2 separate regions of the Homo sapiens genome follow, and region 2 is linked to region 1. Evidence: chromatin loops called from intact Hi-C (ENCODE). Cell type or tissue: CD14-positive monocyte. All regions are shown on one strand. Links, peaks and the distances in the headings refer to the core of each region. The heading gives the core; the rest is flanking DNA. Region 1 overlaps DLEU1 (deleted in lymphocytic leukemia 1). Region 2 overlaps DLEU1 (deleted in lymphocytic leukemia 1).

Region 1 (11,549 bases), core at 4,972-7,471:
TTTCAGGCCAATATCGCTGATGAATATCGATGTGAAAATTTCCAATAAAATGCCAGCAAACCAAATCCATCAGCACATCAAAAAGCTTACCTACCAAAATCAAGTCAGCTTATCATCCCTGGGATGCAAGCCTGGTTCAACATATGCAAATCAATAAACATAATCCATCACATAAACAGAACCAATGACAAAAACCACATGATTGTCTCAATAGATGCAGAAAAGGCCTTTGATAAAATTCAACACTTCTTCATGCTAAAAACTCTTAATAAACTAGGTATTGATGGAACGAATCTCAAAATAATAAGAGCTATTTATGACAAACTCACAGCCAGTATCATACTGAATGGGCAAAAGCTGGAAGCATTCCCTTTGAAAACTGGCACAAGACAAGGATGATGCCCTCTCTCACCATTCCTATTCAACATAGTATTGGAAGTTCTGGCCAGGGCAATCAGGCAAGAGAAAGAAATAAAGGGTATTCAAATAGGAAGAGAGGAAGTCAAATTGTCTCTGTTTGCAGATGACATTATTGTATATTTAGAAAACCCCATCGTCTCAGCCCAAAATCTCCTTAAGCTGAGAAGCAACTTCAGCAAAGCCTCAAGATACAAAATCAATGTGCAAAAATCACAAGCATTCCTATACACCAATAATAGACAGCCAAAACATGAGTGAACTCCCATTCACAATTGCTACTAAGAGAATAAAATACCTAGGAATCCAATTTACAAGGGATGTGAAGGACTTCTTCAAGGAGAACTACAAACCACTACTCAAGAAAATAAGAGAGAACACAAAAAAATGGAAAAACATTCAATTCTCACGGATAGAAAGAATCAGTATCATGAAAATGGCCATACTGCCCAAAGTAATTTACAGATTCAATGCTATCCCCATCAAGCTACCATTGACTTTCTTCACAGAATTAGAAAAAAACTACTTTAAATTTCATATGGAACCAAAAAAGAGCCTGTATAGCCAAGACAATCCTAAGCAAGAAGAACAAAGCTGGAGGCATCATGCTACCTGACTTCAAACTATACTGCAAGGCTACAGTAACCAAAACAGCATGGTACTGGTACCAGAACAGATATATAAACCAATGGAACAGAATGGAGGCCTCAGAAATAACGCTGCATATCTACAACTATCTGATCTTTGACAAACCTGACAAAAGCAAGCAATGGGGAAAGGATTCCCTATTTAATAAATGGTGTTGGGAAAACTGGCTAGCCATATGCAGAAAACTGAAACTGGATCCCTTCCTTACAACTTATACAAAGATTAATTCAAGATGGATTAAAGACTTAAATGTAAGACCTAAACTCATAAAAACCCCAGAAGAAAACCTAGCCAATACTATTCAGGACATAGGTGTGGGCAAAGACTTCATGACTAAAACACCAAAAGCAATGGCAACAAAAGCCAAAATAGACAAATGGGATCTAATTAAACTAAAGAACTTCTACACAGCAAAAGAAACCATCATCAGAGTGAACAGGCAACCTACCGAATGGGAGAAAATTTTTGCAATCTACCCATCTGACAAATGGCTAATATCCAGAATCTACAAGGAACTTAAACAAATGGCTTAAACAACTTAAATGCTTAAATAAACAAGAAAAAAACCCATAAAAAATGGGCAAAGGATATGAACAGACACTTCTCAAAAGAAGACATTTATGCAGCCAACAAACGTGAAAAAAAAAAGCTCATCATCACTGGTCATTAGAGAAATATAAATCAAAACCACAATGAGATACCATCTCATGCCAGCTAGAATGGCAATAATTTAAAAAGTCAGGAAACAACAGATGCTGGAGAGGATGTGGAGAAATAGGAATGTTTTTACACTGTTGTTGGGAGTGTAAATTGGTTCAACCATTGTGGAAGACAGTGTGGTGATTCCTCAAGGATCTAGAACCAGCAATACCATTTGACCCAGCAATCCCATTACTGGGTATATACCCAAAGGATTATAAATCATTCTACTATAAAGACACATGCACACGTATGTTTATTGCAGCACTGTTCACAATAGTAAAGACTTGGAACCAACCCAAATGCCCATCAACGACAGACTGGATAAAGAAAATGTGGCACATATATACTGTGGAATACTATGCAGCCATAAAAAGGATGAGTTCATGTCCTTTGCAGGGACATGGATGAAGCTGGAAACCATCATTCTCAGCAAACTAACACAGGAACAGAAAACCCAACAGCACATGTTCTCACTCATAAGTGGAAGTGGAACAGTGAGAACACATGGACACAGGGAGGGGGAACATCACACACCGAGGCCTGTCGGGGGATGGGAAGCTAGGGAAGGGATAGCATTAGGAAAAACACCTAATGTAGATGACAGGTTGATGGGTGCAGCAAACCACCATGGCACGTGTATACCTATGTAACAAACCTTCACATTCTGCACATGTATCCCAGAACTTAAAGTATAATTAAAAGAAAAAAAAGATTAGTACAACACAGTCTCCAAAAAGGGGATGTGGGAAAGTAGAAGAGAAATAGAATGAGAGAAAGTAAAGAGAGAGATTGAGAGAGAAAAAGAGACTGAAGTTTCCATGTTCCTTAAAAGTGTAGGAAGAATTCTAATCAAAATATAATCATTCAAATGCTTTTTAGTCTTGCAGCTGTAACAATATGACCCAGTCCCACAGAAGTCAAAGCCATTTGCCATAAATAGAGGCGCCCCATCACCCCAGGTCATGCTTAGAACTGCATTTCTGAAACCCCATTTCTGGTAATCTGCTAGGGAAGAAAAAAAAAAAACATGTTAAAATGGAGAGTTAAAGCAATCTGCACAGAATTTAAACCCTTCTGATTACTACTCTAATTATAACTATATCTACCACCTTTTCTGGTGGATCTGGCAAGAACCTACACTCCTCAACCTAATTCCACCCATTTATTCAACAAAATTAAACTGATAGCATTAATCAGGGAAAAATCTCTTTGCTTACCTCTGCCCCACTTGAAAGCCCTAGGTCAGCTCTCCGCCTGCTTTGCATCATTGTTACACAGAGTGGAACTACTTGAAAGGAAATCACAACACAAACAATAAACTTTTAAGTCCACCTTCCTTAAAAGTGAAGCAACTCTTTATATACAGCCAAGAATATCAAGGTGCAATATAGGAGGATGCCCAATATTCAAGCACAGTTAATAAAACACTAATACAACATAGTTTTCAAAGCATGGGATATGGGGGGAGGTGGATACCTGTGCTCCAGGTATCACTCTTTTGAAAGCAAAAGCAATCCTGCTCATTTGGGTGTTCTCCAATCCAAGGTGGTCTCGAGAGAGAAGAACTGCATTTAGGAGTCTAAGCGACTGCTTCTTTACACTCCTACAACAGCATTGTAGGGGGTAACAATGCTGGGGCTGGAACACGGGCCATTATGAGGCTGTCACCTTCTCATGTAACTCAGCTTTTCAACTGGGCCAAAAGGCTTAGGGCTCCTGGGGCATGGGCCCATAGGAGCAGGCCCTTGAACGGTAACAAGACCTATGTTCAACCTGGAACCAATAAGGAAAATGAAGGAAAGCAGGTCTGAACGATTGCTGATTGCCAAGTGTCCTAGAGCAGGCCTGTGGCATGTATAACTCCATACAAATGTACTTCTTACTGTAATGTAAGGGGCAAAATGGCAACTAAAGATAGTGTAGAGAAGGATGTCCAAGCACTTCAAAGGAGGCTTGTTTTAACTCACAAATGGCTTATGAGTCTGGAAGACTTGGACTCCTTGAATCAGTGTTTACCAGGCTCCCAGAATGTGCCAAACATTGAACAGCAAATTCTAGCCCTCCCTTCAAACAGTCCACTTGCTCTCAAATGGCAATGAATTCTATTCTTTTTTAAGGAATTGCAAGATTTTTTTTAAAGCATTGAGGGTTTTGTTTGTTTGTGTTTTTTGTTTTTTTGAGATGGAGTCACTCTGTCGCCCAGGCTGAAGTGCAATGGCTCGATCTTGGCTCACAGCAACCTCCATCTCCTGGGTTCAAGCAATTCTCCTGCCTCAGCCTCCCAAGTAGCTGGGATTACAGGCACCTGCCACCACACCTGGCTAATTTTTGTATTTTTAGTAGAGACGGGGTTTCACCATGTTGGTCAGGCTGGTCTCGAACACCTGACCTCAGTGATCCACCTGCCTCAGCCTCCCAAAGTGCTGGAATTACAGGCGTGAGCCACCGTGCCCAGCCAAGTTACATTATTAAAGCATTTGGTCAGCTCCTTTATTTTGCTTTGTTGAAAGTCAGCAAAAGGGGAAGGCAGAGATTTTAAGAAAGTTTAAAAAAGAAAGAAACTACCTTCTTGGAAATTTTAATTGTTCCTGGATAGTGTTATAGAAAAGTCCTGAATGGGAGGAAGGAAATGTAACATATTTAGTGGCTACTCTGGCCAAACACTCCACCAAGTACACTTACAAGTGACTCCTTACAGTTTCATGAACACTGGGAAGTTTAGTTTCAATTTCAAGATGAGAACACTGACATTCAGAGACAGTAAGAGGCTTGCCTGAAGTCACAGAGGAAACGCACAGTGGAGCTGGGATTTTTAACTTGGTTCTCTCTGATTCCAAATGCTTCCAACTGTGCTATGTAATATGTGGCTGGAGGCAAAAACAACTGCATTCTGGTCCTGGTTGTTCATTTATGAACTGCTAAGTGACCCAGGACAAGTACCCCTATTTCTCTGGTGGCTGCTAAGGCTCCCTTCAGCACTACCATATGTGCCTCTACAGCCCTTTCACTGCCAAGGTCCCTTTTCTTCTTTTTCATATTTTTCCTCTTGGAAGCTGATATGGTTTGGATGTTTGTCCCCCCCAAATCTCATGTTAAAATGTAATCCCCAGTGTTGGAGATGGGGCCTGTTGTGAGGTGACTGGATCATGGGGGCAGATCCCTCAGGAATGGTTTAGCTCCATTTCCTTGGTGATAACATGACTCACGAATGGCTTATGAGTCTGGAAGACTTGGATTCCTCGAATCAGTGCTTACTAGGCTCCCAGAATGTGCTAAACATTGAACAGCAAATTCTAGCCCTCCCTTCAAACAGTCCACATGCTCTCAAATGGCAATCAATTCTATTCTTTTTTAAGGAATTGCAAGGAAGCCTTCAGTTAGTACACATGAGATCTGGTTGTTTAAAAGTCTGGGACCTTCCCCCTACCTCTTGCTCTCGCTCTCCCCATGTGACACACTGGCTTCCCATCACCTTATACCATGATTGCAAGCTTCCTGAGACCTCACCAGAAGTAGATGCTGGAGACATGCTTCCTGTAAAGCCTGCAGAACCATGAGCCAATTAAACCTCTTTTCTTTATAAATTACCCAGATGGATATTTCTTTATAGCAACACAAAAACAGCCTAACACAGAAGCCATGTTTTGAATGATGGTATCTACCCAAATGTGTATCTCTCAAGTAATAACTGATTTACTTTTCCCAGAATAATTAATTTTTTAATCCTACATATCAGGAACATGGGACCACTATAGCTATTCCAAATACAGGAAATTTGCTATGAGGAATTCATTATGCAAGTGATGGGAGACCTGAAAGAGTCCCTAAGGAGTGGCGAGACAAGAGCAGAAAGCCATTGCCATTCCTAGAGCCGAAGGAACAATGAGAGGAGACGTTGCTATTGCCTTCCAAAAGCCACGACCATCAGTGGGAGCCAGAACTATGGTGGAGGCTGCCTGGTGGGATGGGACTGTGGAGGCAGTGACTATCCAAGCAAAGTTAGAGCCACTGCAGAAACACAGCCACTGAGGGAGACCCAGCCCAGGGCAGAGCAAGAAGGGAGCCACTCACTCCCTGGCTTCTCCCTTCTCCCACCCTCTAGGCTTCCTCTGGTGCCTCCCATTCGCTGAAGCTACTCAGAAGTCATTGGCAAGTAACCCTAGGAAAGTTAATTCCCTTTGATGCAAAATGAGGGAAGGTAGAGAATGAACTTGAGAGGAAGCAGGAGAATGACCCACACAACTTAAATAACTGGTCATCACAGCTTCTGATGAGCATATGACAGAAAAGTGACCAAAGGGACTACATAAAACTCTGGCCAAAAGCAAAGCAACTTAACATCTTATTTAGCCCATGAAACTTTGCCTCAGATGAAATGCAGACTTTCCATCAGGCTCCACGAAATCATTTTACACACTTTGGAACTCTCAGGTGATCAGGGACACCAGCCAGGGAAACACAATTCACATTCCACCAATCTTCTTTGCCTGTGATTCTAATAAAATACAGGGATCTGGACTGAAAGAACATGGGGGTGGAAAACAGGATCCTAATTCTAGCCCTGCCTGATGTAATCCTCAGGAAGTGACTTCCCTTTCTTGGTACTCAGGCTTTCTCTCTGCAAAGGGGTAGTTGTAATTACTACCAATCTCTAGAATTACAAGTCATTACAAGATTACAAAATCACTACTAATCCCCAGAATTACTAAATAAAGTTAGGTAATACAGTTCTCAATTACTTGCGCTATACCCAGAAAATGTACCACATGTCATAAACTCTAAATTTTTTTTACATTTTAACACCTCTAAAATTGAAATATGTCTCACCAGAACTTGCCATAGTTTAATTGGTAGCTGTGATGGTCAGTTTTTGTGTCAAATTGACTAGGCTACAGTCTCCAGCTATTCAATCAAATACTAATCTAAGTGTTGCATTGAAGGTATTTGTAGATGTGATTAAAGTCCATAATCAGTTGCCTATAAGTAAGGAAGATTATCCTAGACAGTTTTGGTGGGCCTGATTCGATCTGTTGCAAAGCCTTAAGTGCAGAGTTGAGACTTCCCTGGTGAAAGAGGAATTTTGCCTATGGACTCATGCCTGGGAGTCTCAGCCTGCCCTTCCTAGTGACCTACCCTTTGGATTTCAGACTTGCCTAACCACCCCCCACAATCATATAAGCCAACTCCTTGCAATATATCTCTTAATACATAGCTCCTACTAGTTCTATGTCTTTGCTTGAACCCTGACTAATATGGTAACTTTTTTCTTTCTCAGTAATTGATAAAACAAAGGTTCTTCTAATAATCAATTGTATCTTAAATTTGATCAAATATGGAAATTTCTACTTTCTCTACGTAACTCATCTGATCATCCTCACAAAGCCTAAACCCCCAGAGCAAACCTGGAAAAAATAATATAAAATGCTTTTTCAATCCATCAACCTTGATCTGATGCAATAATTATGGCAGTCTCTTTAATTAATTGCTTGATCTATTTGTGTAAAATCTTTCCCTCCCCATCCTCCAATTCAAGAAGGTGACTGGTTGGAGGGGCCAGGTACGCTCATTAATGATGGCGTGATAGAGGAAGAAAGGGGGTCCTCAGAGCTTCACCTGGTCATCTGAATTCTCACTGGGCCTCTGCTGCAGAGGAGCCAGACTGAGTTTCTCCCTGAACTGCTGACCACAGAGGAACAAATGGACCTGTCTGGCCATTTGAGATCATGTGCTGGCACCGACTGCTGGAACCCAAGATCCGAGCTATTTATTCTCATCTTTAAGTCCTCACCCAAAATGAACTCTCTCCTGCATGAGGGCCTCTGCTGGTTCACCAGGGCCCTCAGCATCTCCACCTCTCCTCCTTGGGACTTGGAGTTACATAAGTCCCTGGGGTCCAGAATGGCAGACCTGGGCTCCTGGTACCACCTACACTCACTCAGGCACCATGATGGCCACGGTGCCAAGCCTACACCTATGATTTCCCTAAGGGCTTGAGTCTTCACTACAGTAGCTCAAAGGAGCAAAGGTTTCTGCAGACCATCCATACCAATACAGATACTGCTTTCTAAACCCACAGTCCCTTCCCTATCCCAAGTTGGACCCTAAGAAAAGAAAAACAAGGGCTCCGACACCTGACCATCTTATTTCCATAATCTTCTCAGAATAGAAGGGAAAACTGTTCATTTTCCTCAACATCATGTCTTTCTTCTATCCAGGAGGACCTTTGGTTCAGCCTACAGAGGCAGAGCAGGAATCTTCTGAACATTTCTAGAAAAAACTAAATAATCTGAGTCCTCCAGACCATATCACTGAGAGGCTACAGAGATTTAGAAAAGCTTTTTACATTGGTCTTTTGAGCTCATTGTTTCAATAATTGAGAAGCCCCCAAGATACCAAAATTTATAATAGAAATATATCTGAAAAATATTAATATATCATCTCCATTACAGATATTTTTGTCACCATTAGGATCAAGAGCCTACATGTCACATGAATAGATAATTCTCAAAAGAAGATATACAAATTGTCAACAAACATATGGAAAAATGCTCAACATCACTAATTATCAGAGAAATGAAAATCAAAACCACAACGCAATACCACCTCACTTCTGCAAGAATGGCCATAATCAAAACATTTAAAAAAAAAAAAATAGATGTTGGTGTGGATGTGATGAAAAGGGAACACTTTCACACTGTTGGTGGGAATGTAAACTAGTACAACCACTATGGAAAACAGTGTGGAGATTCCTTAAAGAACTAAAAGTGGATCTGCCATTTGATCCGGCAATTCCACTACTAGGCATCTACCCAGAGGAAAAGAAGTCATTATACGAAAAAGATACTTGCACATGCCTGTTTATAGCAACACAATTTGCAATTGCAAAAATATGGAACCAGCCCAAATGTCCATCCATCAATGAGTGGATAAAGAAAATGTTATATATCTATATAGATATATAGATATAATGGAGTATTACTCAGCCATATAAAGGAATGAAATAATGGTATTCACAGCAACCTGGATGGAATTGGAGATCATTATTCTAAGTGAATTAACTCAGGAATGGAAAACCAAGAATGTTACAATAAACTTTGGGAACTCGGAGGAAAGGGTGGGAGGAGAGTGAGGGATAAAAGACTACACATTGGGTACAATGTACACTGCTTGGGTGATGGGTGCACCAAAATCTCAGAAATCATCACTAAAGAACTTATTCATGTATTCAAACACCACCTGTTCCCCAAAAACCATTAAAATAAAAAATAATTTTTTTAAGAAACAGTCTGCATGTCACAGATGAGCTCAATATATAGGCTTTTATAAATCTACCAAATCAGGAAAACTTGGATTGACTGAGTCAGTTTTACTGAATTGAGAATTGGTGGCACACAGAACAGCAAATCCAGGTCTTGCCACTTAATCCATCTGAACACTGCTTCCTCCTTTTCCAAAATCCCTTAATGAAAAATCCCTTTTCAGTAAGGGATTTTTCACATTTCAATATCCCTTATGGAATATCGATTCAATATCCCTTGTTGAAATGTGAAAATGCTTTATACATTTCACAGTGCTTTGTACATACACAGTATTAGTACTACCCTTTTTAAAATCATTAAAATTCTTGCTTCACTAATTTTAAAACTTACATTACTCAGACTAACTTCTTGCATACCTCTAGTCTATGCAACTGTGTCAATTTTCCCAGCTAAAGAGACCCATGGCATCATTACTGTCATCAGCCCCACAATCATCATTATTATTACTATTATTGACAAAATGCGATATATTCCTTGTTGCAGCTAGACAGCTTGACATTTCTTCTTCCTTTTCATTTGCTAATAATATGAGAAAGATTAAGTAGATTTTTAACCAAATTTTATGCGATGACATAGGAAAATGAGTTATACTACTTCGTTCAGTCTACCATTTGAAACGAAATATGTGTTGCTTGATTTTTCAAACAAAAAAAAAGTATTCCATAGTTTTCCAGAATTTCAGCAAAATCTGGTTAGTAGAAAGAAATTACAGTGATTTGAATTGCCCTGAATAAGAACTGCAGATTACAGAATGTGTAGTGATTTCTATTAGGAGACGTCATATGCTACCTAAACTTCATGGTACCAACAAGGGTGGGAAAGAGTGGCTGATAAGAGCAAAGGCTACATCTGGCCAAACAAAAGTTCTTCTCCTGTCACTGCAACTTCTGAGAGCAAGCAAATGCTAGATCCAGCTAGGTAGGCCCTTATTCTTATTTATCTAAGCTCTGCAAACAGCCAGACTGAGAAGCACACTTAATGCATGCTTTTAAATTTTTTATTTTTTTATTTTACCTCAAACCATACCCCTAAGGGCTGTGAGCTGCCTTTCTGAGTCTAAGACGGGGCCCTTTGTGAACGTTGCTAAGGACAGTGGTTAGAAATGCCCAGATCGGTCTGACAGGAGCCTGCAGCTGAGTTCCTATCTATGGCTGTTGCTATAACTAAGTGTTACATTGCTGCAGGCCTGCTCAGCACAGCAGGTTGGTTTAATTACTTTTCTTACCAACTGGGTGGAGAAATATTTCATCTGGATTCTCTGTGGAGTGCTTTATTTGGTAATTGGTCTAAGAACAGAGGAGGAAACAAATCTCTTTTTGGCAGGATCTGGGGCCTCAAGGTAGAATCTCTGGGAGTCCTATTTTTAAACAGAGAGGATGCAGGCAAGACATTGGTGAGGCTGTTGGGCCATCTGAGTGGTACGACTGCTCCAGGGGCCTGCATGGGGACATGTAGTAATATATTCAAGGGGGAACGGAGTAATAGCCATCATTGAGGATATAATTGATTTCAGGAGGTGACTAAAGGTCATAGGAGACAAGACCACTAAACTAGAACCTTGGACTCGAAAAGAAGAAATGTGACTGAAAATAGTGAGAATAATGTTTCTGTGTGGTTCATGCACTGGGTTTAAATGTAATTCGAAAGTTGAAGTTTGAAAAATGGTTTGAATACTAAGCACTAAGTAGGCACCCCTCAAAAATGTTATTGTCCTAATCACCCAACAAAGAAAGCATTGTTGGACTAGGTATATAACTTTGCAGGGTCAGTGTTCTAAATAGCAATACTGATATAAATAGATAAATTATGAAAATTTTAGTCTTTAAATTGTTTGCTGACTATAATCTGATTGTCTTCATGCCCAGAGAAAAATAAATAAATATAATAAGAACTATCGGAAAGTACTTTTTAGACCTTCAGGTATGGGCACTATTACATTCTAGTTTTGATCTACAAGTATGAATATTATCAAATAGTTGGTCAATGGTTGTTGATTTGAAATTTTTCATGTAGCATCATTCAGAGGGTATAAGCAGTATAACCAGATCCCAGAAAGGCTTAGTAACAGTACAAGGGAAACAATCCTAGAGGTTTTTATTAATTGAAAGTTCCATATGTGTCAGCAGAGTTTCATGGTTGCCAAAAAAAAGGTAATGAAATCTCAGGCTTCAGAAACTAAAGTAGAGTGTTCATTGTAATGTGGGCCCAGTCATGCTCAAATGCGCACTGATAAGGAAACCTGGACTCTCGTGTTCACTTCTGGACAAACTAAAGCACAGTAGAGTGACTAGGATAGTAAGGGGAACAGAATGCACAGAATATGAAGAACAATTACAGAACTTAAGAAAACTTCACTTGGAGAAGAGAAGTCTTACGGGACATTTGATGATGCACCAATATCTGCAAGGTTAAAGGAAGAAGAGAAATTAGATTTATTGTCTTCCTCCTCTTCAAGAGGAAGAA
Region 2 (11,549 bases), core at 4,566-7,065, 44 kb before region 1:
GAACAAAGGAAATATCATAAAATGAGAAAAACTGTCCATGCAATAACATAAAGTCTTAGAAATTACAGCACTCTCGATTCCAATACAACATTAAATAATCCCCCCGGATCTACGGCAGGCAGCCAGCCCCTATGCTTGTTCCGCTTTGGTGCCTCAGGCTCTGGAGTGTGTCTTTCCATCCTGCACTGCCCTAAGACTGTTCTGTTTCTGCAGGAAACTACAGGTATATTGACTTCCCTCTACCCATACATCTGTCTCTACCTGCTCCCAGCTGGTCCAGTTTGCTCGTGGTCCAGGAAACTGTTGTTTGTTGATCGAAGGCATAAGAGTAAGCCTTTTCTCCCAGGACCCTGTTTCTCCCAGGTATCTGGGCCGCAGGGGCTCAAGAGCAGCTTCCATGAAATGAGGTCCCACAGCTGCAGCCACTTCTTCCAGCACCACCCCCTCTTCCAGGTTGCCAACTCAGCACCCTCCATGCGTCCTTTTCAGTCCTTTTTTGAGCCCCAGACAGCACCCTTTGTACCTTACCAAAGTCAGACTGTGCCCCACTGAGCAATTCCTGTGTCTTATCTGTTCTTAAAAATTGGGACTTCACAGACCTCTCTTCACATGGATAAGTAAAGGAGAATAAACCTGGGCATGTGGAAACATTCCCAAGCACAGAGATGAGAAGAAAGGCCAGAGGACTCTGAGGGACTCATTGCCTTCTAAAGCACACACATTGCAAGCACAAAGAAGAAAACAATTGTAACACATTCTTCATGTTGCTAATAAAATACAAAAGCACATAATCTGTGAACAAAAGGAGAAGCCATGGTAAAAGCAGAACTATTCAAATGTCTATATATATTTGAGTAAGGATTTAACCAAAATAAGCATTTCTAAAAATAAACAATAAAACAGTACGAATAGATAAAATACTAGAAAAAACTATCCTGATTTTTTTTTTTTAATCCAAGTCTGGATGTAGAGAGTTCTCACAATGATCCAGGCAGCAGTTTTGAAGTTTATATCTAGTTTGTTTTAGTAAATTTTCTAAATTCCAAAAACAAAGAAAAAATTCTAGAAGTATTCAAGCAAAAACCACCTGTTTTTGTTACCTGTTGTTTTAGCCTGGGTTTCTGTAAAGACAAAGCCTGAGGCAAAGGTTTAGGTGCTATTGTTTTGGTGGGTGTAAAACAACCCCAGGGAAACAGAAGTTGGGAGAAAGGAAGAGAGCAAGGAAGAGCAAATATCCAAGGTATCCTTAGTATCAAGCATAACAGATTTCTCAAAATTTCACGGGGCCTTTTGAGCCATGGCAATTCTGTCCTGAGAAGGAAGGGAAAACATTTTACCCACTACCTCCCCACCTCGTGTTGGCCAAAAATGTGCCCCTGGTGATGTAAACTTCCATGCATTTCTGGGTGCACATACGTCATGGTGAGCAAGTCTCAAGATATCCAGTGCCTCTGTATCAACAGGGAAGCCCAGGTCCGAAGGTGAGGGATGTGGGACTGACAAGGCAAGGCATGGTCGGCTATGTCCATATGAAGTCCACTGGAGGCCACACAAAGCTGGTCGTCACAGCAGCACCTGGGGCAGGACAAATGCCAGGGGCCCCAGAGACTGGTTAGGCCTAGAGAATGGGAGGTGGCTGCTTTTCCTACAAAGGATCAAAAGTCAACTTTAGACTTATCCTCGGCAACTCTAATTTTAAATAAGCTTGGCAAAGCATGCCAACTTCATACAAGGCACTAGACACTAAAGCAATGGAGCAGCATTTCCGGAATTTAAGTGAAAAAAAGTATGACCCAAGAATTCATATAGAGTCATTGATCTTCTTGTAGAAAGACAGCAGAAAGGCATCCTCAGATGCAGAGGCTCAGAAAATCTCCTAATATCTTTCTGAATAAAGTTCCTGCAGTACACAGTCCCTAGTACACAGAAATGAAATGCAATTAAGAACCCAAGAAGAGGCCAAGTGCATTGGCTTATGACTGTAATCTCAGCACTTTGGGAGGCCGAGGCTGGTGGATCACTTGGGCCCAGAAGTTCGAGACCAGCCTGGGGAAAACGATGAAACCCAGTCTTTACAAAAAACATAAAAACTTGGCCAGGCATGGTTCCTGGGGAGGGTGAGGTGGGAGGATCACTTGAACCAAGGATGTCAAGGCTGCAGCAAGCTGTGATCACGCCACTGTGCTCCGGCCTGGATGACAGAGTGAGACCTTGTCCCAAAAAACAAGAACAAAATAAAACAAAAAAGAACTCAAGAAGAGAGAAGTTGTAACTAAAAAGGATTATCAGGAAGCATTAAAACCTGTTAAATTACAGATATATTAAGTTGGTGCAAAAGTAATCATGGTTTTTGCCATTAAAAGTAATAGCAAAAAAACGCAATTACTTTTGCACCAGCTTAATAGGTCTGAATAATCACTGCAAATCTTAACAGAAAAAAAGAAAAATATTTTATAAAGAGATACATATTGACCACTTTAAAAAATTAAATGTGGCATTTATAATCACACATTAAACTTTTAAAGTCCCACATAGCTCAGCGTTCAAAATTTGGAGTCATAAATGCTTATTTTTATTCTTGATTTTTATATTTCAAAAAAGATGAGCTTTATGAGTTAGGGTTTTCTTTATTTAAGGTATATATTTGTAGATTGAAAATCAGGATGTTTACAGAGAGGCAAATGCAAAGCAAGTAGTATATACAGCACAAATCAGAATAAAAGGGAAATATAGACACGAAAGTGTAAGTTAAGATGCCTGAAAGAAAAATTAATTTAAAGTGCTGGGAATAAATATAAATGAATCAAATGGCTGTACTAAAAAAGAAAAAGGCTTTCAGACTGAATAAAAAACAATGAGCTATCTATAAGAGATTTGACACATTGTTTTTTAAGTTTGGCAAAAATATATCAGACAAATGTAATATACAATTCAAAACAAATTACATTCAACTTTAAAAAGCCAATTTTTAAAAATTGATAATGGTACCAGTCATAATAAAAATTTTACAATTAACAACTTTTATACATCTAAGAATAAAGCACCAATAGAGAAACCTGACTCCAAGCTCAGAGACACCAGTACCAGCCAGACAGCACCTCACCATCACCCAGACACATTAATATCACTGATGGTCTTATTCTATAGGTAAGGAAACCAAGACTGAAGAAAGTTAAGTGATCTGCCCAGAGTCATCTAAATAATTACTGAAAAAGTTCAGAACCTCCTATCAGGTCCTCTGAGGGAAAATCCTATTCACTATACACCTAATTTTGTGTCATCCACCAACACCTTGTTTCCATCCCAATGGGTGTGGTGGTCATTAGGGCTTTTCACAAACATGGCATTTCTCTCCTTGCAGGCACACTGCCGCCTTGCACACCCATTCACTTGAGGTGTGTATGGTTGTGCATCCATATGGGCTTCCTCACCATCTCTTTTCACATGGCCTTGGCAGCCAACGATGTTCCAAATAATGACTGCAATAATAACCCAAAGCAAAGACCCCACCCATCCAGCCCCCATCATCTCAAGATGAACAAGTAGTGTGAGAGAAATCAATATTTATTGTTTTAAACCACTAAATTGGCAGTGGGGATGGGGTGGGGGGTCTTCAATACTACAACATTATCTACATCTATTCTGACTGATTCATCATTAATAATTTTTTTCTCTAAGACAAGGCCAAGGACAAATGCATGCCAGCATTTCACGGGAAATATTTCACAGGCCAAAAGCCATTATTCAGTCATTTGTGGCTTTAGCCATTTAACCAGTTACTAATCCCCCTAATTGTACTATTGATAGACCAAAAGCCTATCAAGAGAGACTCTATCAAAGACTTACTGAAATCCAAAGATATGTCTATTGCATTTATTTATCAGATGAGCCATAATGCCAAAGAAGAGATGAAGTTAGTGCAGAATGACTTCTTTATCAGCAATCCACACAAATTCCTGGTGACCACTGCTTGCTTTCCTAAATGTTCACAGATCCTTTTCTTTAGAAATCTACCCTAGGAGGTAAGGAAAGGTAATATTTGATCTGAATCTTAAGAGACAAATACAATTTTCACGGGCAGAAATTGAGGGGAAAGGATATTTCAGGTTGAATAACAGAATGAACAAAATTTAGGTGGAATAAAGTACATGGCTTTGAGTTAACCAACCCTTTGCATCCATTTTAGCCCATGATGCAAAGGTGGGCTAAATGGCGACAGTGACTTCATAATGTGTAAAGATTGTTAATGCACGCAAAGGGCTTTGGAAACAAAAAGTGAGCTGGACTGAGAAAATTGCATGTTTTAGCCTTTGGCATCTTGTAATAACTGATATATTACTTTATCTTTAAATGAACCTAGAAGAATTTTAAGTATATAATTACATATTAACCTAAGCACCCCCCACAAAATTGCTTCCTAAAGGAATAATAAATTTTCAGTGACAAAATTTAATTAAAAACTCACTCTTAAGATTATAGGCAGATAAATAAAAGACCTTTAAAAGTGTTACACTTGCTGGGCGCGGTGGCTCACACCTGTAATCCCAGCACTTTGGGAGGCCAAGGCAGGCGGATCACTTGAGGTCAGGAGTTTGAGACCAGCCTAGCCAACATGGTAAAACCCCATCTCTGCTAAAAATACCAAAAAATTAGCTGGGCGTGGTGGTGGGTGCCTGTAATCCCAGCTACTCCACAGGCTGAGGAAGGAGAATTGCTTGAACCTGGGAGGCAAGGATGCAGTGAGCAAAGGTCATTCCATTTGCACTCCAGCCCTCCAGCCTGGACAATAAGAGCGAAACTCCATCTCAAAAAAAAAAAGGTGTTACACTTGAGGAATGAATTCTTCTTGCTAAGCTTTTTTTCCTAAAGCGAATTTGTTTCCCATAGGCTCGGTGACTAAATTCAGAGACTTCATGACAAAAATAATAGAAAGTGTCTGCACAGTCATTATGGGCCCTCCCTGGCTAAGTAAGAGAAGGCATACCTCGCCTTTATGCTGTCATCCCAGAGGTCAAAGGTCTTCTGTCTAGTGCACAAAGCTGGAAATTTCCAAATAATCTAAGAAAACATTCAAACAGTTTCAGACAGTTTTTTCCATTATTTACAATGCCGCCCATGATAAGATGGAAATTTTCTGAGGGTGGCGTGATAAGCTTCATGTAAGCAAGACACAGCTAATGGCTTGAAGCGTGGAATTCCAGGGCTTCCTGAACAGGCTGTTTTAGTACAATCTTCCGTTGACAGGGTTAAGCTGCTTATAGATTCCTTAGATAACATTGCAAGGCAGACAGCAGAATAGAAACCCAACTCTAATGACTCAAGACAAAAATGACAGAAAATAGCAAACTAAATACCAAAGAGCAAGGAGCTTCTGAAAGGCGAGACATTTCTCTTTCTATATCCTTCCATTTTTCTGCCTCCACTAAAGATGAAAATGGCAACAAGCTATACTGTTTTTGGTAAATTACTGGCCACACAGTCGGGTGAGCATTGTTAGACTGAATGAGCCAAACCCTAGATTTTACCAAAATTGCCAATGGATTTGAACCACGGGTTTGAGCTTCCAACAGCTGTAGTTAGTTGGCTACATGGCCATCATATTCGAGCGTGTCTGCTCATGGTCACAAGACAGGAGGCCACAAGGATGGTGCCACTGAGCCACGCCTGGAAGGCGAGAGAGCTGTGTGCGAGCTCCATGCTTGCTGTCGGCTGCCCTTACTCAAACTGCCTCTCCTCTGGGCATCAGAAACCCCTCTACAAAGCTGGCCAAGAGGCAGGCAGGGGCTCATCCTGATATCTAGTCCTCACTAGCTCAAATTTTATAAAAACAGGAAACAAAAATCCTAGAAAAGTGCAAGTTCCTATTTTCACAAGATTTCTCAGGCTATTTTACAGTTTCGAAACACTAAGCTGGTGTCTAAAACTACAAGAACACAGAAGTGTTAAAACTGCCAGACACTTGAAAGATCATCTAGTTCAGAAAGTCCTTATACAAATAAGGAAGTAGAGGCCCTCAGAGGGGAGGTAACTAGTAAAGATCATGGTGCTGGTGGTGGAGCCAGGCTTCAGATTTCCAATCCAGATCTTTTTTTCTCTATGCTATGCTGTGTCCTTTGTTTTTTGTTTTGTTTTGTTTTGTTTTGTTTTGTTTTGTTTTGTTTTGTTTTGTTGAGACAGAGTCTTACTCTGTCGCCCAGGCTGGTGTGCAATGGCATGATTTTGGCTCATTGCAACCTCCACCTCCCGGGTTCAAGAGATTCTGCTGCCTCAGCCTCCTGAGTAGCTGGGATTACAGGTGCCCCCCACTACACCCAGCTAATTTTTGTATTTTTGGTAGAGATGGGGTTTCACCATGTTGGCTAGGCTGGTCTCAATCTCCTGACCTCAGGTGATCCACCCACCTCGGCCTCCCAAAGGGCTGGGATTACAGGCATGAGCCTGGCCCTCCTTTGAGGATCAAGGGGAAGTGGAAAAATTCTACCATCTAAATATCTCCTGAATGTATTCCTCTCTAGCTCAAATGATACTACCTTCCACATTTTTTTTTTTTTTTGAGACAGGGTCTCACTTTCTCACCCAGGCTGGAATAAAGTGGCATGACCATAGCTCACAGCAGTCTCGACCTCTTAGGTTCAAGTGATCCTCTTGCCTCAACCTACCAAGTAGCTGGAACTATAGGCACCCAACTAATTTTTTGTATTTTTTGTAGAGAAGGGGTCTCACTATGGTGCCCAGGCTGGTCTCAAACTCCTGGTGTCAAGCAATCTTCCTGCCTTGGCCTCCCAAAGTGCTGGGATTACAGATGTAAGCCATCATGCCCAGCCCACACTTGTTAAATGCTGCTAAGTGTAACTTGCTTTTTTCCCTAATGGATTGCCAGGACTCAAATCTCATCTACTCCAATTCTCTTCTCCACTATTTTTAGTAAACTGAAGTAATGTACCTAAATTTCCCAATGTCAATATGGCCCACATCACTTTCTTACTTAAACCCCTGTAATGATTTCTCATTTTTTATTATGTAAAATTAAGTTTCTCATCATGGCCTGAAAATTGCATGATCTGGCCATGCCTAACTAACACCTTCCCTACCATGTATGCTGAGCTCCTGCTGCAGGCATTCCTTGCACATCATGGTTTTGGTTTCTTCCCTCTGTACCCTTTCATGTCATGGGTCCCTTATCTGGAAGATTCTTCTCCCTTTTGTTTGACTGGGTAATATTTATTCCTCTTTCAAAACATGGTTTAATGAATATTCATCCCAGTGACCAATGACTATTGAGATCTAACTATTAGGCAAACTTCTAGTAACCACACATCATGTCCCCAAGTGCCGTATTTATTAGGCACTGCACCAGGTTGCTGAAGTATCTTATGGGCACCATATTAAAAATTCATCTAGCTTTCAAACACATAGACAAAATATCTGATTAATAGGATAGGGACTTTCTGAGCATATAAAAGCTAGAAATCAAAAAGAAAAGACAAGTAGATCTAATTACATACAAATTAGAAACTTCTGTTAAATAACTCGGAAAACTTTGCATATGACAAATTATTGGCATCCTTAATAAATAAAAAGTTTTTATGAAACAAGTACTAAAAACCATAATAAAGAAACGAGCAAAGAACATAAACTGAGATTCATTAAAAAAGTACTAATTACTAATAACTGTATAAAAAAGAATTTAATTAGCTACTCAGGAGGCTGAGGTAGGAGAATCGCTTGAATCTGGGCAGCGGAGGTTGCAGTAAGCCGAGATTGCGCCACTGCACTCCAGCCTGGTGACAGAGAGAGACTGTCTCAAAGAAAAAAAAAAAAGAATTTAATTCCACTAGTAGACCAGAATAGAAATAAAAAGAAGATAATATTTTTCAACCATCTAATTAACAATAATCATATTCAGCAATGACAGGGTAACCAATAAAATAATCACTCTCGTACTTTGCTAATGGGAGCTAGATTTATATTACCTATTTGGAAAGCAATTTTGCAATACATATCACAAGCCTTAAAATTTCACTCCCTTTGACCCTGTTATTTTTCTTCTCAAAATCTAGCCTAAGAAAATTGTCATAAACAATCGACAAATGGGATCTAATTAAACTAAAGAGCTTCTGCACAGCAAAAGAAACTACCATCAGAGTGAACAGGCAACCTACAAAATGGGAGAAAATTTTCACAACCTACTCATCTGACAAAGGGCTAATATCCAGAATCTACAATGAACTCAAACAAATTTACAAGAAAAAAACAAAAACCCCATCAAAAAGTGGGCAAAGGACGTGAACAGACACTTCTCAAAAGAAGACATTTATGCAGCCAAAAGACACATGAAAAAATGCTCACCATCACTGGCCATCAGAGAAATGCAAATCAAAACCACAGTGAGATACCATCTCACACCAGTTAGAATGGCAATCATTAAAAAGTCAGGAAACAACAGGTGCTGGAGAGGATGTGGAGAAATAGGAACACTTTTACACTGTTGGTGGGACTGTAAACTAGTTCAACCTTTGTGGAAGTCAGTGTGGCGATTCCTCAGGGATCTAGAACTAGAAATACCATTTGACCCAGCCATCCCATTACTGGGCATATACCCAAAGGACTATAAATCATGCTGCTATAAAGACACATGCACACGTATGTTTATTGCGGCACTATTCACAATAGCAAAGACTTGGAACCAACCCAAATGTCCAACAATGATAGACTGGATTAAGAAAATGTGGCACATATACACCATGGAATACTATGCAGCCATAAAAAATGATGAGTTCATGTCCTTTGTAGGGACATGAATGAAATTGGAAATCATCATTCTCAGTAAACTATCACAAGAACAAAAAACCAAACACCGCATATTCTCACTCATAGGTGGGAATTGAACAATGAGAACACATGGACACAGGAAGGGGAATATCACACTCTGGGGACTGTTGTGGGGTCGGGGGAGCGGGGAGGGATAGCTTTAGGAGATATACCTAATGCTAAATGACGAGTTAATGGGTGCAGCACACCAGCATGGCACATGTATACATATGTAACTAACCTGCACATTGTGCACGTGTACCCTAAAACTTAAAGTATAATAATAATAAAATAAAATAAAAAAAGAGTCGAAAAAAATAAAATGTTTCAAAAGAAAAAAAAGAAGAAAAAAGAAAATTGTCATAAACTATAGAAACTTGCACTTCACAGCATTATTTATAGTAGCAAATGGGACACATTACTAGTGTTCAATAAAGGAATAATTACATAAATTCTGATAGAAATATAGAGTATAATGAAGTAAAAAAATTTCCTTTAAAGATTATTTTATGACAAGAGAAATGGTCGTGATTCAATGAAAATGCAAACTCATCTTTGCAATATGATCCAAATTATATTTTTAAATCTATGTATGTCTAGAAAAAAAGACTAGAGATAGGTATGTAGATAGACATTAATTATTTCCGGGTAAGTTTAATTTTTTTGTAGTTTTATGATATTCCAAATTCTCTACAATCACTTTACATTGCTTATGTAATCACACACCCATATATATGTATATACATATATATATACACATGTAACATATACACAGATATATATACTTATATGTATGTGTGCTTCCATGTATGTGTGTGTGTATATATATCTGTTTAAAAATCAATGCAATCCAGCAACCCATCTACAATCTATATGATTAATTACTAGAATATTCTTTTTAAGACCTAATAAAAGTACCTAAAGCTGATAGCCACAAAAAAATGGGCTATAGCAACCCCAACACTGATGAATGCATCACACAAAAACAGTCTTCCCTAACAACCTCAACGCTCATAACACCATAAACCATAAACATTGGTTACAACTTTGCAGTGTTTTTGTGTAGTTCCCCACTAGACTGTGAGTTCCATAAGAGCAAGGATTATGGACGTGCTGATCACTAGAGTTTGCTCCAGGGCAATAGAATGCGTGGACACATATAAAGTGCTCAATATTTTTTTAAATTAACTATAAAGGGAGAAAGATATTAAGGAAATCTAAAGTCGTGGGGGCCTCTAAAAGAATGCAAAAATTGACAATAAAGCTCTTATTATCTCATAACCTACTTCCCCACTCACCATAGTCAGCACCCAGAAGGAAAGCTGGAATCTAACTTTTCTCTTTTCCTCAAAGCCATTCTTACTTAAAGTTCTTTTCACTGAGACTAAATCCTTTAAATATTTTATCTAACTAAAGCCTCCAACACTCAGACATAAATTAACAATCGGCTAATTGCAGCCAGAAGTGTCTGAACCCATAAAGAAGCTCTTATTCTCTGGAATGAAGCCCCAGTTAACAAAAGGAGAGGTCAGGGAACGTCTTCATAAGCTCCGGACTTTCTAACACCCCTTCAGCTGTGTTTCTGTCATACAGTAAGTCCTGTTCTGATCTTAAATAACAGAGAGAGAGACAGACAGATAGACAGTGTATTCATTTATTTTCACACTGCTATAAAGACATACCCAAGACTGGGTAATTCATAAGGAAAAGAGATTTAATTGACTCACAGTTCCACATGGCTGAGGAGGCCTCGGGAAACTTACAATCATGGCGGAAGGGGGAGCAGGCACATCTTACATGATGCTGCTGAGAGAGAGTAAACAAGAGCAGGGAAAACTGCCTTACAAAACCATCAGATCTCGTGAGAACTCACTCACTATCACGAGAACACCATGGGGTTAACTGTCCCCATGACCCAATCACCTCCCTCCCTTGACACGTGGGGATTACAGGTCCCTCCCTTGACACACGGGTATTAAAATTTGAGATGAGATTTGGATGGGGATACAGAGCCAGACCATATCGGACAGATACTGCCAGGGACTCAAATAGACTCCACAGTGCTTAGTAGTGAGTCTCCCATCCCCAACCTACCCCTACCTCAACTCTGGGCGAGGACAGCCACAGTCTCAGTAAGAGCAGTCACCGATGGCTAAAAGAGTATCGCGGACTGAACCAAATACTAGAAATAAGAAAGGAGAATGCTATGGGAAGCTTACCTGGGTTTCTCAGTTCAGTAACTGATTCAGGACAAGCGAACAATTAGGCCAAGAGGATAGTAAAGAAAAATGCCGTTGTTCTACTGTCTCCATGCCTTGTGAAGAAAGAATGGATTGGTAATTTTTTTAGCTAGTAAAACATTTTGTTTATTTATAAGGATGTTGAGAATAAATTCTACCACAAAGGGGGATAAATAATGATTTTCCAAAGCATTAAATTATAACTAATTTCCCCTGAGCATCCAAAGTGTGTGATTTATTGCTACTGTCTGGAATTTACATATAAGAAAAGTGAACTATCTAATTTGTTATGAATCCCATCTTGTTCTCAATTTTCAAAACACACAAAAAAACACCACAAAACATTCACCATTGCACAATAGTCTTTGCAATTAAAATGGAGTGCTGACTTTACCATCAAACAAATCTGGTTTTCAATCTGGCTCAGGCGCTAAGTGGTGATGTGACCTTGGTCAGGTCTCTATCCTCTCTCAAATAGAGAATGATGGCAGCCACCTC

Evidence for each region. Hi-C counts contacts between places; a loop is a spot of excess contacts. Peaks named below come from ENCODE experiments on the same cell type or tissue, not always from the same donor. Only the 100,000 strongest peaks of a DNase experiment are listed, where the experiment ranks them.
Region 2: it touches region 1 in a loop (2.0-fold over the local background); 1 of 110 quality-filtered maps calls a loop at or near these places.

The regions. Positions count from the first base shown.
Region 1 is chr13:50,285,228-50,296,776 of GRCh38, reverse strand. All of the region lies in intron 2 of DLEU1 (deleted in lymphocytic leukemia 1), which reads right to left. Among named protein-coding and RNA genes, the nearest start is that of DLEU2, 170 kb to the right of the region's middle. In CD14-positive monocyte, for the core only: no CTCF peak of the experiment used is centred there; DNase peaks (open chromatin) are centred at 6,366 and 6,866; H3K4me3 peaks cover 1,305 bases; H3K27ac peaks cover 2,183 bases.
Region 2 is chr13:50,328,702-50,340,250 of GRCh38, reverse strand. The region is part of intron 2 of DLEU1 (deleted in lymphocytic leukemia 1); the gene reads right to left. Among named protein-coding and RNA genes, the nearest start is that of DLEU1-AS1, 190 kb to the left of the region's middle. In CD14-positive monocyte, for the core only: no CTCF peak of the experiment used is centred there; a DNase peak (open chromatin) is centred at 5,950; H3K4me3 peaks cover 1,249 bases; H3K27ac peaks cover 2,227 bases.